2 separate regions of the Mus musculus genome follow, and region 1 is linked to region 2. Evidence: chromatin loops called from intact Hi-C (ENCODE). Cell type or tissue: gastrocnemius. All regions are shown on one strand. Links, peaks and the distances in the headings refer to the core of each region. The heading gives the core; the rest is flanking DNA. Region 1 has its middle 110 kb from the start of 1700041M19Rik. Region 2 holds the start of Hspa13 (heat shock protein 70 family, member 13).

The links. Peaks named below come from ENCODE experiments on the same cell type or tissue, not always from the same donor. Only the 100,000 strongest peaks of a DNase experiment are listed, where the experiment ranks them.
Region 1: a loop joins it to region 2, with 2.3 times the contacts of the local background. A loop is called at or near these places in 16 of 42 quality-filtered maps.

What each region holds. Positions count from the first base shown.
Region 1 is chr16:76,894,692-76,904,761 of GRCm38, forward strand. No RefSeq gene overlaps it. Among named protein-coding and RNA genes, the nearest start is that of 1700041M19Rik, 110 kb to the right of the region's middle. In gastrocnemius, for the core only: a CTCF peak has its summit at 4,634 (motif pointing left); DNase peaks (open chromatin) are centred at 1,802, 3,769 and 4,633; H3K4me3 peaks cover 404 bases.
Region 2 is chr16:75,763,764-75,773,606 of GRCm38, forward strand. Hspa13 (heat shock protein 70 family, member 13) reads right to left here and starts at 3,055. Exons shown (of 5, transcript NM_030201.3): 1 at 2,972-3,055; 2 at 1,181-1,521. The coding sequence starts at 2,996. It also overlaps the pseudogene Gm15554. In gastrocnemius, for the core only: a CTCF peak has its summit at 3,061; DNase peaks (open chromatin) are centred at 327, 1,412, 3,123 and 3,618; H3K4me3 peaks cover 2,139 bases; H3K27ac peaks cover 1,675 bases.

The DNA of each region.
Region 1 (10,070 bases), core at 596-8,595, 1.1 Mb after region 2:
CCAAGACCGAGGTATTCTGAAGTGAAGTGAAACGTTGTAGAAGCACTGATCCAAATGTTCTCTTGCCGTGGAAGTCAAAGAGGACACTGGTATTAACCTGAGGTTTTTAAAGTTTTGCATTTGAAGGGATTCAAGGCTCTCTCCCTTCCAAAATGGCCCGTGGGCATTTGAGAAACCAGCAAGAGCAGAAAGGTCACCCTCACCTTCCCTGTAGCCCCTTCTGTCCTGAAGGAAGTCATAAAACCTAGAAAGAATTCTTTGACCTCCTCCCCTAAGGCATGCAGTAAAACCCAGATGACCTTCTCCTGCAGCAAGCCATAAACCTTTCATTTGTGTGCCCTCTCTTACCCCTAGGAAGACCCTGGCCTTCTCTCTAAAGAAGGGACATGGAGGAAAATCGGAGCAAGCGCATCCTTTTCAGGTCCCTGGTTTATTGTGGCTGAGTTATCCCCTTCAGTTTTTTAGTTTAGTTTTCCCCTCTGATTCTGAATGTCCGTGCCTTTCTCATCTGAAACAGAATCATGATCAGACTTCCCACTTCTTCATCTTTTCATTTCTCAGCCTCCCATACCAAATAATTTTATTGCTAATCTGCCCTTCTATAGAAGACATGAATCCGAAGGTAGGTAAGAGACTAACTTTTTCTCCCCAGCAAAACCCACTTGTCAAAATGAACTCCAAGTCTATTAGACGCCAGACTGTCTCCCTCATGTCCTCCTCTGTCCCAACTCTTTCTTTTATTTTAGACTTAAAATAAGGATAAATTGCTTTTAACATTTTGGGACCACAGTGTATGAGTGAATCCCAACCAACCCCAATAGCTTTGCCTCCGCCTCCAAACTGAGTCTGTCAGTAACTTCCTGGAGCCTTGGGCTTGGTTTTGTTGTTGTTGTTGTTTTGTTTTGTTTTTGTTTTTCCTTAGTTTTACTTAAAGGATCTAAAATTCAAGTGCTCAAGTTAGCATTTTGAAAAGATCTATGAATTTTTACATTGTAAAGGAGCTGCCTGCCTATTGCTCCAAACCACAGTGGTTTCAAACACAGCCTCTGCTGGAGAATTTGGTCAGCTACCTATTCCCTAAGCCCCACTTCCCACACATTTCCCCACGCCCAGGGAGAACTCTTAGGTCTAGAGGCTACAGGGATTATCCATTCAGACTGTCAAAAATAACTGCAACAAAGAATGGTTCTGCATGGTCAAAAGTCCTGCTCAGGTGGGGGAATTGCATCATCTGGGCTCCATCCACCCAGGAGCAGTAATTGTGTGTGTGCTTGTGCTCATCTGGGAACAGCAGCTCGGTGTACCGTGTGGTTAGTGACTTACCGGCTTACCAACACTTGGCCTTGTGTTCCCTGTATTGGATTGAAGTTAACTGTCCAGTTACATAATCCGTTCTAGTTTTCATTTCATTAGATCTCTAGTACAATAGATGTCTTCTGTGAGTTCCTCCCAATTAGCATTTCATAGCATTTCATTACTAAAAGGCAAGATCTTTACCCTACCACCTTTAAAAAAAGGCTCAGTGGCTTAGAGCTTTTTTTTTATTATTTTTAAGAGAGAGAGAACACAAACTTTAGATCATTAACCTGTTCTTGCTTGTTGTTTGACATTTCAAATGTGTTGCTCTCTTGCTAATAACTCTTCCCAAAGTGCACAGGAGGAGAATGCACTCTTTCGGATGCTCCGGCACAGCAGCACTTTAGCTAACAGACAATAATAAATCCGGACTGACAGGGAGTGCTGACCGCGGCGCATTCTGTGGTGAGAATGGGCCGGACTTGCAGCTTCCCATTAAATTAATGAGAAGCCTGGGCCTCTTTGACCAGCAGGAGAGAGCAACAGAACTGAGGCTCTGAACGCGGTCCTACGTGCTGGGAAGGGAAGCAAGGGGAAAGGGCAACCACTTCAGTTAAGCGCTTGGCTTTGACAGGCTTCTCCTCCACGCGCTCCAGGGTTCTCCCAACTTTTAGGAATGGTTGCAACTAACATAGCCTGTTGGAGTATTTTAGGTTATCTCTACCGTCGTTTCTTAAATAAACAAGAAATTCAAAGACCAGGAGTCCGTGCAGGTCTCTAAAACTGTCTGCCGAAAGCATGCTCTTAGTTTGGACTGCTGGAAAGGATTTTCATGTTTGGTTTGTTTGCTTTTTGGCTCACTTACGTCTTAATCTGCTTTATATGGGGAGACACACCACTTATTTAAAGGTTAAAATTTTAAATAAAACTTGGAACCTACTTTGAAGTTTATCTTGAGTTACTGAATGTCAAAGAGTTAGCCAAGATGTACTGGGAACAATTTGAATGGCCTGGAACATGTCATTTAGTCTTCCAAGGGCTCACCTTTCCACTTGTAAAAGATTAATATTACACACACACACACACACACACATATATATATATATATAATATAGGACATATATAATCCAATATAGGATTAATATCATATATAATATTATATAATTAATATTTTATATATTATATAGGAATGTATATTATATATAATATTATATATATTATACACACACAATATGTGTGTGTATGTGTGTGTGTGTGTTTGGGTTATGTGTGTGCATATGCATATATAATATGAATGTATAAGCATGTAATGTATATATATATGATGTAATATATATGTATGCATACAAATGTATGTATTCTGCTCTCCTTAACAACAAATGCAGATGTGCTTCCTAGAATTCATGATTTCTTGGGCACAGATCTTTCTGTACAAACGGGACTAGCGCCCTACCTGTTGTACCCTCCTGTGGTAGACCAGGCCGGTTCTAACTCAGAGGTTAGGGATCCAGCCCATGCTGAGATGTTTTTCCCACTGCTGCTCTGACCATCCTTCTCCTTGCTTGACACGTCACCTGGTTAACAGGCGTTGGTCATTGAGCCCTGACACAGCTTAGGTGATATTTGACCTTTTTTAGTCTATAATTCATTCTTGGAATTTTCCACTAAAAAAATCCTTACATATTACTATGAAATCTTTCATTTCCTATATTTTAAAAAAATATAGGAGACATATTCTCACAGCTTTTTCCATCTAATAATGTATTTTCTAATCTTCAGTATGCCTTGGATTTTCTCTCAGAAGATGGAAGCTTAAAAAAAAGGTTAAAGACGGAAGACAATACTCAAGTTCGGATGCAAGTGTTTGTTTACTTGCTATTATTATTACTGCTCACTCTTCTCGGCTAGCTTTACACCTCTCATCCTCCTGCTTCCGGAACCTTCCAAGTGTTGGGACTGCAGCTGTGAGCCACTCTATCTGTTTGCATAAGAATTTGAAATTGTCACAATCCCTAACATTAACACAAAAAGCTCAGAGGTTTGTTGGATCGGTATTGTTCCAGGCAATTCTAAGAGAGCTCAAATCCAGGGAATTTAAACCAGACTTTAATATCCAGAGTTCTTTGCAAGCTTCTTTAAAATTCTCCAACCATGAAAGAAAGCAACCTGAAATAGGGCTTACTATGTGATAAGCACGTGAATGCATTTGTTTAGCTTCTACAAGTGTGGACGTCACGATGTATGAAGATGATGTAGAGGGGCTCCTGAGATGGCTCAGCCAGTATCGTGCTTTCTGCACAAGCACAGGGGCCCAAGTATGGATCCTCAGCACAGACATAAAACCCAGGCCCGACTGGCATATGTCTGTGCGTAACCCCAGTGCTGGCGAGGCCATGACGGGAGGCTCTGAGCTGCTGCTGCTGCTGCTGGCAGCCAGTAGAGCTCAGTTTCTGAGCCCCGGGTTCACAGAGACCGTGCTTCGAAAAACCAGGGGTGGAGAAACAACATTGAGAACAACATTGGGCATTGACCTCTGGTCTCTACATGCTCAGGCGCGCGCACACACAAACACACACACACACACACACACACACACACACATGTATTTACACACAAGTTTAAGGAATGGAAACTTAACCACTGGGAGGTCATGACTCTTCTTTGGACCCATCCTGTGATGATGTCCACTCACACTGTCAGGCATGTCTTAGAGCTATGGGGTGAGGTATTTGGGCAAGCTTCGTCATGCCTTTTTTGCAACATTTTTTATTTATTTATTTTTTAGGTATCCTCCTCATCTGCCCTTTGCACTTCTTTTTCTCTGTCCTTCTTTAAAGTCAAAGCCTAACCTTCCCATTTAAACTCTTTCACGTTTGCCAACGTTCTTAATCTAACCATCAACCTACTTTATTATTAGTTAGTGCCGATTAAGAAATAGCTAGCCTATATCATTTACAAATAACATCTGATTTACAACATTGTACGGTTATGCCATATTGTTATTGTATTTACAGATTTAAAAAATAAAAACTTAAAGACATATAGCAATGTGCCTAAAATCAATTTGGTGCAGGCTGAAGGAAAGTAGCCAATCCCATAAAAACATCTAAGCCCCAGGAAGCAAAGCAAAATGTCTCCGAGATCAGGCGGTGGAATTTAGCTATTTAATTATTCACGTCATAGCTTTGATCATTTATCTTTGTTTTTTTAATGTCACTTCAACTTTCTCCAAGAAATTGTTCCACACAGAGGAAAAGGAAAAGGAAAAGAAAGAAAAAAAAAAAAAAAAAAAAAATCACTGTAGATTTCACGGACTACGATTGCCATCTTGTGTCCAAGAGTGGTAGTACATGGGAGGGGAAAGTTTTGTTTTGTTAATTACTGTAAACAGGAGTCAACATCTAGTCCATACATGGATTGAATTCAGCCCTCTATGTGCGACCAAAAAAAAAAAAAAAAAAAAAGGAATGTTAAACGTTAGTATTGGAGGCTTTAAAATTTTTTAAGACATGAAAAGAAGTTGAACACAGCAATTATGAATTTCGTATTAATTTCCATATATGGCTTGTTTGTTGCTGTTTTTTGTTAGTTTTTAGGTTTTTAGAACACTTTGTAGTTACCACTGAGAATTCAGCATAGAGCCTGATATCTGTTATGTGCATTGAGCAAAATTGAGGTGTTGCGTCTTTGTGGTCCGAGTGTTCCTCCCTGATACGAGGCATTTTGAAACCTTCTTGCAGGTAGATGAATGTACACATTTGATTTTACTTCTTTCTTGTCTAAGTTGTTCTCATTTCTATGTCCCTTAGAACTTTTTTTTCTTTGTTGACTTATTTAAATCCCACTGTTGCAGAAGTCAGCTGTCCATGCTGAAGAGCAGAAATCAGAGGTTTTGGATTCAAAACTACCTCAAACCATGATGTTAGAAGAGACATGAAGGCCCACGAAGAGACAAGTCCTTCTAGTCAAGAGAGTAGGTCTTACTGATCTTGATGAAAGTCCAAAGTTCCCAATCTAATCACTAACACCTTCGATTATTAGAAGTAGTATTGATTAAGAATTGCTTATCCAATATCTCTTACAAATATCCTCTTATTTACAGCATTATATGGTTACGTCAGTGTCAGTTGGACTGGGTTAATCCCTTGGCCAAGGGACCACTGCTGGGAAAGAGGAAGGCCCTAGAAGCTAGGCTCCCCAGTTGAAGGGATACATGAGATAATTATTCTTTTAATAGGATAGTGTAATTTCCTTGAGCTTATGTAGGACATTTCACATAGTAACTATATCCCTCCATATATGCAAAATCTTGGGAGCGACGTTAACATCATCGGGTTTGATTGTGCTTAGAGAACTTTCAGCCAGCCCCAAGCTGGAGAATCTGCGGTTGCTTGCCTCCTAAGACACAGCAAGGCACTGCATTGCACATTCCTGGGTTTTGCGTGTGCATTTTTGTCAGGTAGTTTCTGTATAACATTTCATGCTGAAATAGTTACAAAACTGTTACTGGTACAGAGGAGGAGGCTAACGTTCCCCCATGGTATAATTCGCTAAGGGTTGGGCAGCGTCACAACAGGACTCGGATGCTAACTTTCTTTCTTTCTTTTTTTTTTTTGGATAATATTTTTTAATTAGGTATTTATTTCATTTAAATTTCCAATGCTATCCCAAAAGTCCCCCACACGCTCCCCTACCCACTCCCCTACCCACCCACTCACATTTTTTGGCCCTGGCGTTCCCCTGTACTGGGGCATATAAAGTTTGCAAGACCAATGGGCCTCTCTTTCCAGTGATGGCCAACTAGGCCATCTTCTGATACATATGCAGCCAGAGACAAGAGCTCCAGGGGGTACTGGGTAGTTCATATTGTTGTTTCACCTATAGGGTTGCAAATCCCTTCAGCTCCTTGGTTACTTTCTCTAGCTCCTCCATTAGGGGCCCTGTGATCCATCCAATAGCTGACTGTGAGCATCCACTTCTGTGTTTGCTAGGCCCCGGCATAGGAACTCTCAATTCTGAATATCTATGCTCCAAATGCAAGGGCAGCCACATTCATTAAAGACACTTTAGTAAAGCTCAAAGCACACATTGCACCTCACACAGTAATAATGGGAGACTTCAACACACCACTTTCACCAATGGACAGATCATGGAAACAGAAACTAAACAGGGACACAGTGAAACTAACAGAAGTCATGATGCTTAACTTTCTTCTCCTTCAATGCGGCACCCAGGAAAGCAGATGACATCTTCCTTCCAGGAAGCTTCCCCCGTTAGAGAGAAGCCACCGTTCAGACCGTTTTTAGAGGCACACTGCCTTTGAAGTCCAGTGCTGGCGTCTCACCTTTAAACCGCTAAAGAGATGAACTACTATTTATGAAAGCAATTCTAATTAGACTCTCCTCTCCTTTTGCACACTGCCTGTCAGCCTCTTCCACTACTTCACTGCTTCAAAGCAGAAGAGTAAAGAGGAGGCAAAGGAAGAGAATTCTACAGGAAAGAAGATACAGGTTCATCTATGGGAAGGATCATGGATACCAAGTGGCTTCAATCGGCTTTTCTCTTACAACCTGACTTGGGATTGGCACTGCAATGTGCCCTGTCGTGGAATACTTATTAAGACATCAAAGGCGACAACCACTAAAGGGTCTAAGTTACAGTTCCCCATGTTTGGTTCTTCTCTATCTTTATGTCCTAGTACTACAATAGTACTAATAAAGAAAACCTCTCTGATCTTTGTGGCTGTATCAGTGGATCAGCTGGAGCTGACTCTGGCTGATCTTGCCTGGCCTCCTTTACCCATTTGCAGCTGGTTGAGATGCCTGAAGCTGGCCCATCTAGGCCGCAACTCTGTTCCATCTAGCCACGTAGCTCCTGATCGTCTCATCACACTGATGAAGCCACCCCTATTAGTTGAAATATATACTACTATAATGCTACTTGTGAGATCACGAGTTACGTTTTTGCATGACTATTAATATGTGATTTATGTTTTAAAAAAAAAGGAAGGTTAAAGCAGCCTACGTACCATTGTAAATTGCCACTGCCAATCATATTGCATTAAGAGAGCATTCAAAAGCATATATAGAACTCAGAGGGTGAGAAAAAAATGTAGTAGCATGCTGTGCCTCTAGCACTAAATATATGCTGCAGATCAAAAAATAATAATTCTGAGTGACATGTGAATTATCAGGTCACAGCAGATAGAAGACTATCGGGTTTACACACATAAACATTTATATTTAGTTCCAGAGAGGGTGCTAAGAAGATATCAAAGCCATTAACTGTCTGGATGATTTGAAAAGCTCCCACGAGTAAGCATGTATCAGGTCAAGCTCTGGAAAACGAGGAATGTCCATAGGCAAGCAGCTTAGGAGGCAATTTTACTCTGTAGATTCGAGTGGCCGAGATGCTGATTTCATTCACAGGTTTTGGCAGCATCCCAGATATAAAGATGGAATCCAGGCACTGCTTGCTGGTTGGGCTCTGCAATGGTTAGGGTTTTTTGTTTGTTTGTTTGTTTGTTTGTTTTTTGTTTTGTTTGTTTGTTTGTTTTTGTCAATTCAACACAAGCAAACCAGGATCATCTAGAAAGTGGGAACTTCAACAGAGAAAATGCCTCTATGTGATTAATAGGTAAGTCTGGGGGAGGTATTGATCACTGATTGATGTGGGCAAGGCTGCCTCTAGGGAAGGTGGTCCTGGGTTGTAGGAGAAAGCACGCTGAACAAAACGTGGGTGCAAACCACTAAACAGGGTTCCTCCATGAGCTTTGCTTCAGTCCCTGCCTCCAGGTTCCTGCATTCGAGTTCCTAACCTAAATTCCCTCCACCTTGGACTGTGATCAGGAAACTGAAGTAAACTCCTTCCCAAGTTTGTTCCCAGCTGTGTTTTATCATAGCAACGGAAAACAAGCTAGGACAGGCCCTAGAGTCTATATTCTGATCAATTTTAACCAAACTTCCCCAGCATAAAAATCTGCCTTTGGAGCCACTATATTGATTAATGTTAGTTGTAAGCATGCCATCACCTAGAATAACGGGCTAACTGACTTTCGGGGAAAGGTAGTCTAGATGACCACAGCCCATGAGCGAGCCTGTGGGAGACTGTCTTGATTGCTCTCTTTGACACTGGAAGGTTCAACCTGGAAATAGGCAGGCGGGTTCCCTGAGCGGGGGCCCTGGACCTTGCGAATAGTGGAAGCTGACTGAGGACGAGCACATGGATGTCTCTTTCTCTCTACGTTTTACTGGATGTGATGAGGCGACCTCCTTTAAGGACCTGCTTCAGTGACCAGGCAGAAGTGTGTAAACTGCTTACAGAAGCACCATTTTCCCCCAGAGTGGGGGGTGGGGGGAGAGACAAAATTCTGAGTGGCACGTGAATTGTCAAGTCACAGAAAACAAAAGAATATCTGGTTTATGCATAAATATGTGATGCCATTTGAGTTTTTGAGAGACAAGGATGGTTTTTCCCTAAGGATTTAATGTACAAATTGTAGATGTAGCCATGAGTAAGCAGAAGTGACTTGAGGCACACAGCACTATGGAGATTTATAATCTGCTACCCAGCTTCAACTATCCCAAATGTCTTCCTGTTTAATTCAGGTTTATTTTCTGAGTTTTTGATATGTCAGAACAAAGCGTTCTTACTCTCTCATTTTAGAGAGTACAACTCTTGTTTGTGAAATCCTAATTACAGCTTGTCTACTCTGTTCTTTACACTGTTTTTATGTGGGCATTATGTATGCATTAAATGACTAAGCAAAGCATTAGCCACCAGACTCTGACGTGCTGGAGCAAAAGGACTGACTGTGCTCAAGACTTCCCTGTGGTGAGGTTTGTCTTAACTCTATTTTATCCTGCAAAGAGCTATAATTCCAGGTCTATAACATTCAGGATGATTTCAAGTGTTGAGCAATGTCAAATAACAATGACCACAATAGAAAAATAAAAAAATGTTTTGTTTTGTTTTGTTTGTTTTGTTTGTTTTGTTTTAAAAGGCTGGAGATACATCTGAATTGGTAGGATACTTGCCTTGTCTACAAGACATCTATTGAATTAACTATTTTAATTAATAAATCCCTGCACTAGGTTCACTACCTGCCTCAATACTTCATGTTCCCGAATTAAAGACACACACACACACACACACACACACACACACACATACACAGCCTTTATATTTGAATATGTCTTACATAGCTCAGTAGCTGGGCCACTACCTATCCTCCATTGGTTAATCCACTTCCTGCCAATAATCCCAAGTTATTACATACTAAACTGTATATTCTATCTTGGCTGCACTCTGGGCTGTGCTTCCCTGGCTGCTTCACCTGGAGGCCCTGCCTCTCTGTCCTGCACTCTTCTCAGGCACGGTGCCTCTCCCCTCCTCCATACTCCTCAGGCATAGCAGATCTCTCTTCTCTTTCCTCTCTCCAGGTCCCAAGCCCTGGAGATTCCAAAAACCTGTCTCTGTCTGTCCTTCCTAGCTATTGGCTGTTGGCATTTTTATTTACCAATTGGAACTGACTGCGGGCAGGTCCCCGGAAGCTAAGTGCAGACAGGTAAACAGTCTTGGGTCCCTAAATTAACATTATAATGCAAGCAGCAGTAGGCCAAAACCTGTACAGACACCCAAGATTTCATTTCCGGTACTACCTAAAGAAGAGTGGGGATGTACAGCTGCTAGCCCAACAGTGGCAGGATGGAGGCAGGAGTCTCTGAGTTACCCTTTACTACTTATTGAGTTCAAAGTCAACCTGGGCTACACAA
Region 2 (9,843 bases), core at 1-8,000:
AAGGTCTAACACTATTACTGATTCTATGATGTGTTTACAGACAGGAGCCTACCATGGCTGTCCTCTGAGAGGCTCTACCAGCAGTTGACTGAGACAGACACAGATACCTACACCCAACGAACACCCAACCATTCAACTGAAGTAGGAGACCCCTATGGAGGAATCAGAGGAAGGGTTGAAGAAGCTGAAGGGGAGGGCGACTCCATAGGAAGACCAGCAGTCTCAACTGACCCGGATCCCTGGGAGCTCCCAGAGACTGAGCTACCAACCAAGACCATACTGGGCTGGACTGAGGGCCCTGGCACATACATAGCAGAAGACTGCCTGGTCTCGCCTCAGTGGGAGAAGATGCACCTAATCCTCCAGAGACTTGAGGCCCCAGGGAAGGGGGAGGCCTGGTGTGGGGTGAGCAAGGGGAAGAGGGAATGGGTTGAGGAACTGTTGGGAGGGGGGACCAGGAAGGGGGTAAGGTCTGGAATGTAAATAAATAAAATAACTATTAAAAAAAAACCCACACATATATATCCAACTCAAAATTCCATAAGGCAGGCAATTTCTAACAGACACAAAGATATATATATATATATGTGTGTGTGTGTGTGTGTGTGTGTGTGTGTATACATATATCTACACATACATATATATACACATACATGCACACATATATATACACACACATATACGCATATATATGTATATGTATATATATATACTGAACTTCAAAAATTAGTGTGACACTAGCAAAGTATAAGAGGTAGTGCTGAGATAGAGTAACTCTGTAATAAAATAGCAGTTCCACAGCCATTAAAGCTAGTGAGGTACATGCACTACATGTGTGTAACATACTGACACACTTCAAATAAGCCAGAAAGCACGACAGCAAGTGTACAAATGTTGTACGCATACAAAATGTACACACATAGAGAATACCTATTCACAGTCCACGGGGCTTCAGCATCCTTCCTAAAATGTCTTGAGAGAACTAACTGGAACTGTGATGATGGCGGGATGAGTGCACAGCAAGGCCCCATATCCTGACCTGGTAGCACCAGGAAGTCACTGAACTGATCCACCCTGCAGCTGCTGTGGGATTTCTCACTGAGAGAATACAATTCCCTGACACATAATTCAAACAGCACCGTTAAATCAAATGGACGCAGAGTGTAGATTAGTTTCCTACCTTAAATGGGTATCTGCCAACTTCAGCCTCCAGCTCCTCCGGGGTGAAGATCTTCCCGATGAACCGTTTGGCATCATAGATTGTGTTTTGAGGATTTGAATCAGCCAGCTCTAGGCTCTCATAGCCCACATACACATCACCGTCCGTGAAGGACACCATGCTGGGGATGCTGATATGCCCGTTTTCATCTGGAATCACCTTCACTTTTCCTGTCCCGGGAAAAAATACACCAACCGAACAGTAGGTGGTACCCAGGTCAATGCCAATCACTTTTGGCGTAGGCAATGGTAAATACTGTTGTGCCAAGTAGCCCGCCAAGAGGAGAGTCAAAACAGCTGAACCTGCAAAAGGTAAAAAGATAAGTTTTTATGAAGCTACCACCATATACTGTACCTATAGCAACATCTTCTTAGTAGCACTTTTAAAACAAAACATAAAATATTTCACTTTATAGGATTATTAGCTACTTCTTTTGGACATCAAGTTTTTAACATTCCATCGGGGTACAATTAAAAACAAAGGAGAAAAAAAAAACCCTCAAAAACCAAAAGCCCTCACAAATGTATTTTTGTATAATCCGTTACATGATAATAAAGGAATAAAATGTAAAGATATTTAAATAACCATTATGCTGTTGTTGAATGAAAATATCACAAATGTGAAACTAAAGCTAAATACAATCCAGTTTTCTTGGATTATTGCTATTTAGATTGATAGCTTCATAAACAGTTTTTACCTGTTATTACTAAAATGAAATGCCATTATGAAATTCCCACAGAGACAGCTTTGGTATGTAAGTCTAACCTGTTTGGTTATCGTCTTTACCCATTCAAAAGGATAAAATACGTAAGTTGGATATGTTGATCTGAAAACTGCTTAGGCACTACTGTTACCTCATAGAGTCCAGAAGAGATTTTGCATATATAAGCATTCATTAAGGATATACTTTTCAAAATAGATATTAGGGAAGAAGTATGCAAGTGCTAACCCTGATAGCAACAATATGTAAACTTCCCGAAGGCAAGTTCTAGTCACCATTGAATAGTACGGCCCATGAAGAGCAGAGGCTCAGCAAATATTTAAGGGAAAAGATCATATAGAAACATCAGGCATATTGTACACAAAAGCGAATAAGAACATCACTTTGAGTTTAGAATTAATATCTGATTTGGTTTCACTAGTCTGCGTAATACACCTGTCCCCACTCAAACCCATAATGTCACTCGGTAGTGCTGTTGGTAATTGCTAGCTCCTTCAAATCAACGCCTGGCACATCATAGCAGACCAAGAACCTATCCACTTGTCTCTTCCCACCTACAGACAAATCTCAAAAGCATCTCAGCGTTTGGCAAGGGAATGTTGATTCCCAATCGGTATGTTCAAAAGAGAATCCATCTAAGAATGCACAGGGACTTGAATCCCTCCCAATTCCGCATCCCGAGTGAAGCCAAGAGTCTTCAATCTCGAGATCCCCTTCTTATTCACAGTGGGTTCTCGCACAGAGAACCGATTTCGGCTACCCATTCAAGACCGAGGTCGTTAGCATTCCTAGGCCCTCGTCTCTCAGACCTGTGGCTGGTGGCACGACCCCAAGAGGCCTCCGGCAAGTCAGACCCCCGACTCCAGACGCCCCGCCCCCACCAGCTCCAAACAGCCTTAGCCCCCTTTTCAGGCTCCCTTCGGCTGCGTGACCTGTGATTCAGAGAGTGAGACAACCAACCCTTGCCCACCCAGACCTCGTCGAACTTCCCCGTCGACTTCCATAGTTGCAGGGACCCCTGAGATACTGACCTAAGATCGTCATCTCTCCGGCCATCAGTCCCGCCGAACAGGCAGAAGGATGACTGTACCGATGGGAGGCACCGCCCCCTAGTCGCCGGCTGTCGCGCAGCCTCCTGGGAAATGTAGTCCGTCGGCTCCGAATTAGCCGGAGGAACTACGATTTCCACCACAGCAATGACTCCATCTACCATGAGGCCGCGGGGCGGATTTTACTCAGGCCAGTGAGGGAAGACTCGGCCTCCCCACGCACGAAGGCCCAACAAACCAGGCTTTGTTGTGGGAGCAGCGTCTGGGAAAGGCCAGAGTTTGTCATTCATCAAACCCAAAACGCTGCGAGCTTACTCGCGGTTAAAAAAAAAAAAAAAAAAAAAAAAAAAAAGTCCCTGTAGCCCCGCCTCACCGCGTTGTATTGTGGGAACTGCAGTTCTGGACTGTCCAGAGCTTGGAAGGCATAAAGAGGATAAAACCAATTAAGATTCCGAGGTGGGTTGCGTTGCCAGGCAGGCGGGGAATTCAAACTTCCGGTTTTTTTGTTTGTTTGTTTTTGTTTTTTGTTTCGTTTTGTTGTTCAGCCTCTTTTTTAAGGTTTATGCGTCTTTGGTCGAAATCAAGATTCTAGATAGACTTCTCCTAAGCCCTCCGAAGTCCCCTTAGCATTCCACAGTGGGGCAGTCCTACCGGAGACCCCACCTCTGGTGTACCTGTTCGTTGCTTTGCAAATATCCTTGCAGTCATTAAATGCAATGCCAGCCCGATGCTGTTGGCAGTAAATTATTTCACGGGCTCGTCAGGAATGAAGTTTGTCCAGGACCGCATGGTTTATCCAAGATATTTTCAAATCTAATATTAACATTCACATATGCTATTACCAACTAATATGGAAAGATACATTCTACTTTTCGTTTTAATTATGTCATAAATGGCCAGAATTGTCTTCCTGGACAGGTCCGTCCTTTCACGTGTTGACTATCCGATCACTTTTCCCCTGGCGCCATAAGACACGTTAGCAAAGCAATTTGAAGAAGACAAGATTTATTTTGGCTCAAAGTTCAATGGTACAGTTCCTCATAGCAAGGAAGTCACGGAGGCAAGACCTTTTAACCAGCTGTCCCCATTGCACCCAGTCAGGAAGCAGAGACAGGAAACGAAGGCATCTCTCTCTCTCTCTCTCTCTCTCTCTCTCTCTCTCTCTAATTCAGCCTTGAACCTGCTGGATGTCGGAATAGCAGTGCTCATAGTTAGGCGAAGTCTTTTCGCCTCAATTAATCAGGTCAGAAACGCCCTCATATACATACCCGGAAGTTTACTTCCATGATGATTCTGAATCCCAGCAAGACGAAAAGATTAACCACAATTATTGAGGGGGAGGATACAGGTGGTTTTTAGTATATAAAACATGATGTTTTCCCCTCACTGTTTAATATTTGATACGACTTAAGGACTCCTGGACGTGACTTTACTGTTGGGAAAGTTCATGAACACTTAAGGTCCTAGAAACTTAAATGTGCTTCTCTGGCTAGGTGCAAATCAATAGTCCTAATTGGCGACAGGTCTACTAGTTGTGGGAAAGAACCTCTACTGGCTTTCCACTTGCGTAAAATCTTGTATCTTTTAAGTTTCTAGCTATCTATGTACTTTATCTATGATAGGTTGGTCTATGTCTATCTGTCTACCTACCTATCTACAGATAGATATTATCACACATACATATATAATGATTTTATATCTGAATTATGGCTAACAGAGACCCATTATAATACACTTTAGTGTTTTTAAATACTTTGTCATGTGAAAAATGAAAAGCATGTGGATATATGACTACTATTCGCCAAAGTTCTTAGGAAGAATGAAGAAAGCATAATTCAAACATCCAACTGATGATTTTGATGGGTAATGATAATTTTAATAAATGTTATCGAACAGTTACTGTGTGCTTAGCACAGTGGTAACCATTGGCATCAATAAAGGATAGAGAGAAGGCAATCAGAAATTTAATTCAACATGCTGTGAGACATAGAAATAATATGATCACTGGGAAGGAGCAAGACTGGAGAAACCTATATAGTTTTACCTTGAAGAGAACTTCCAGTATTTTAGAGCTGTTTTTTTTTTTGTTTTGTTTTTGTTTTTGTTTTTGTTTTTTTAAATGTGAGAGTCAAGCTGTAAATTGATGGAAAGATACAAAGTAACCAGGTGTAAGCAGTCCACATAAAAATAGCCCAACCAACAGTATAAGAGCAGACAGGCATTAGATTCACCAGCCATGGGGCCAGTATCATGAGGATCAGTGATACAAACACTGCTCACTGTAATTCCCTCTGCCCACCTTTCTGTTGTCCTTTGAAAGAGAAATGTTTCCTACTGGCTCATGTAGTTAGACACTTGGTACCTAGTTGTGGCAAGTTGGGGAAGTTAGGGAAGTTTTAGGATGTGGAGACTTTTTGGAGGAAGTCCATGGCTGGAAAGCAGGCTTTCAGAGTTCTTAGCCTGATTGCAGTTGGTATGGTCTTTTAGCTTCCTGCACTGGTGGCCTGTTTGTCATGTCTCTCCTGCCAATACGAATATCTAGCCTTCTGGACCTGTAAGCCAATGTAAACTTTTTTTTTTTTTTTTTTGAGTTGCTATGGTGGTTTGAGGTTAAAGTTGTAAGCCCTCTGTTACCCTGCACTGGACCATCTTGGATTCTAAACCCCTGAAACAGTAAGCCAAAGTAAACACTTTCTTTTATAAGTCGCCTTAGTTACAGTGTTTTATTACAGCAATAGGAAAGTAGCTAAAATACTCCCTTTCAGTCAATGATTTTAATCACAGCAATAAAATGGTAGTTAGTATATACCCTTTCCTTTCACAGTTTTCATTTAATATGGGACCATAAACAATATTATCTCAGAGAAGAAAACCCTTACCCCCAGAAAGGAATATAGCATTCCTTCCTTCCAGAAAGGAATAACACAGGTTATTTTCATTGTTTGTTACTATGTTAACAAACTGTCTTAAAACTAATAGAGGCCTAGTATACAATTCTGTAGGTCAGAAATTTGGTACATGTTTTCCTGGATTATAGTTCTTCAATGATGTTACTCTTATTTTATTTTATTTTATTTTATTTTATTTTTCAAGACAGGGTTTCTCTGTGTAGCCCTGGCTGTCCTGGAACTGACTTTGTAGACCAGGCTGGCCTCGAACTCAGAAATCTGCCTGCCTCTGCCTCCTGTGCTGGGATTAAAGGTGTGCGCCACCATGCCCGGGTGTTACTATTATTTTAAATCATAGAGCTGTAGGTACTTTTGTTGTATGTCTGGCTATTTTTCCTCCTGGCCCCAAGCTCTTGGAATAGCGACTCAGACTCAAAATATATTTACTGCTACAACCACCTGGCCCTACTACATTTGTTAAAATGTTTTATTCTTTTTGAGTTATTTTTTATTGTAACAGAAAAGAGAAATGTAATTGTTAATGGGATCATTTCAATGAAAGTAATCTACAATAATAACATTCAATTAATATAAATATATGTACATATATGTAATAAAATTAGCTGTCCTTTTCTTAAAACTTATCTTCAGCAACATTCCAGACAGTATAAGCCTATTTCAGTGCTGTCTACTTGAAGGATTTCAAGAATTAGCAATGTGTTGATGTATTCATGAAGATGATGAGCTCAGAGGCCTAACAAGATAGACTGATGTCCTAGGTTTATTCTTTTATTGATGTGGATTTTTTCTTCTTCTTCTAAATTTTAGGACATCTGAAAACATTTTCTTTATATAGCCTATTGTAGAAAGTTTAGACATCACAATAATGGAAACTCTGAAATGAACCAGCTTCCCTTTGCTTGTAGTCCCTTGATTTTTCTCTGGCACAGATAGATGTAGCATACCTATATATTTTGTCAGCAGAAATGTGCTTAGAGCATATACAATGCATATTTTCCTGTAGTTTATAGCAATTTTTACATGCTTATAATTTATTATGTTCAAATTGCAGATTTAAGAGATTATATTGCAAGACTAATTTTTAGCTTTCTTCTCCAATATTTAATAAATACTAACATTAATACTAATTTAATAAATACTATTATTTACTATATTAGTATTTATTGATTAATCTTCCTTTCTTATTAGTTTAATAGCTTATGGTTTTGATTCTTGTAATACATTTTGGTTGTTTTCTTTTCGCTTTTCTTGTTTGTTTGGTCTTTTCTTTTGTCTATTTTTTGTTTTGTTTTTAAAACAGTATCACTCCCCTAGTTACTCCTTTGATCCTCCTAGCAGAGCAACTATTACAGGTATGAACATCCACAACCAAACTCTCACTGATTGATTTTTAATTATCTTTTGAGACTATAATAAAATTACATCATTTCCCCTTTCCACTGCTTCCTTCCAAACTCTCCCACAAACCCCTCCTCATTGTCTTTCAAAATCATGGATGATTTTCATTAATTGTTGTTACATACATACATATGTGTGTGTGTGAATGTTTATGTGTGTGTATGTTCCTAAATACATAAATACAATATATTCAGCTGTATAATGTTACTTGTATGTATCAGTTTTTATGCTGTATATGCCATATATAATCCACCCCTCACCCCCAGTCCTCATGGTACAGGCCTGTAATTTCAAAGGAGTAAGATTAGGAGTTTGAATCCAAGTTAGCTACACAGAGTGAGTTCAAGGTCATCCTACCCAACTTAGCAGGATTCTAACAATGAAAGAGAAATGTAACACTATGGTAAAATGCCTCCCTCACATGTAGGATCCTCTAGGTTCAGTTCTTAGTATAGAAAGGAACCTAACAGACAAAAACCACACAGGTAGGCATAGAGATCTTTTCTTGATACTTGTTTCATTTTATTATTGTGGGTCAGTAACATACTGCTTTGTCCTTGAGACTTTATCATAGACACATATCTGGATGGACAAAATTACTTAGTTTTTCTTTTACTATTTTTCTGTTTTCATCATTTTTTTTTTGCACAACTTACAAACAACTTAGTTCCTTTCCTCCTAAAATTATTATAATATCTTTAAAATTTAGACCTTTATATGTTTATGTCTTGATAAGAGGGGAATGCACAATAAGACAGTAGTGGAATGTCCATCTAGGAAAATGGTATGTTTCTGTTTTAATAAGAATTTCTAAGTAGTTTTCTTCAATAAATGTTACACAATTTGTTATAATCATTAAGTTTCTCTAACAGTTGTGGGTACTGTGATAAATTCTTATTTTGGAGAATGCATCGAACTTTATTGATGGTATTCAAAAGAGTAGGGAGGGCTGCCTAGGCCCCTTCTGTTGTTATGGGGGTCTGGGATGGAAATTGTGAGGGAGATGGTCAATGTTGGAGGCTGAGTTGGAACAGGGACTCCTCAGCAACCAAAGGCCTCTCTCTTGCTCTCAGTGTCCTTGCTAGGGTGGGTGGTCCAGGGTTTCCTGGGAGGTCATGTAGGCCATGAGGTCCACCACCCTGTTAATGCAGCCGTATTCATTATCATACCAGGAAATGAGCTTTACAGAGTTGTCATTGAGAGCAATGCTAGACCCAGCATGGTGCAGTAGTTGTTGCTGTTGAAGTAGCAGGAGACAACCTGGTCCTCAGTATAGCCCCCTGATGCCCTTTAGTGGGCCCTTGGATGCCTCCTTCACTATCTTCTTTATGTCATCATACTTGGCAGTTTCTTCAGTTGGCATGTCAGATCGACAACGAATACATTGGGGGCCAGGAGGCCATGCCAGTGAGCTTCCCATTCAGCTCTGGGATGACTTTTTCCACAGCCTTGGCAGCACTAGTGGATGCAGGGATGATGTTCTGGACAGCCCCATGCCCATCATGCCACAGCTTTCCAGAGGGGCCATCCACAGTCTTTTGAGTGGCAATGATGGCATTGACCGTGGTCATGAGCCCTTCCATTAAGCAGTTGGTGGTACAGGAGACATTGCTGACAATCTTAAATGAGTAGTCATATTTCTCCTGGTTCACACCCATCACAAACATGGGACCATCGGCAGAAGGGGCAGAGATGATGTCTCTTTTGGCCCCACCTTTCAAGTGGGCCTCAGCCTTCTCTATGGTGGTGAAGATGTCAGTAGACTGCACAACATACTCAGCACCAGCATTACCACATTTGATGTTAGTAGGATCCTGATCCTGGAAGATGGTGATGGGTTTCCTGTTGATGGCAAACTTCCCGTTCTCAATCTTGCCTGTGCCATTGAATTTGCCATGGATAGAGTCATACTGGATCATGTAGACCATGTAGTTGAGGTCAATGAAGGGGTTGTTGCCAATTGCAGAGTAGAAGGCAGCCCTGGTAACCAGGTGCCCAATACAGCTATATATATATTTTTTTTCATTCTGCTATATAATTGATCAAAATAACTGTCACCTCTAACTAAGTTCTAAGGAGCAGGTTCTGCTTTCCCATGAGAAAATAATGACAGAAAAGCAACTGTGAAAGCTTGCACACATCTTCTGTTTGCTTGCTGTGGACTCTGACGGAACAGAGCGAGGAGGGGCACTCTTCCATTGCTGGCTGGGAGACTCATTGTTGTCAAAAACAGAGTCTTCCTCAGTTGTGGCTTTCGCACGTATGACAGTCAAGCTGTTCTGTTGTAAACCCACGAGTATAAGGGCACGCTCTGCTCCTAAATTATGCTGATCACTGTGCAGCTTCCTTCTGCGCCTGCTCACGCTTCTGCCCTTTGCAGTTTTCAGAGGATAATTTTCTTTCAAAGATGCTTCGGGAAGTGGGTGTGCCTTCTGCTCTGCTCACTGCCTTCTTGCTGGATTACTGACTTTCCCTATAGACTCAGTTTCGTTCTCCCTTTGCACAGTGCTTACATTTGTTTTGTTTATTGTCTTCTATATTTGTTGT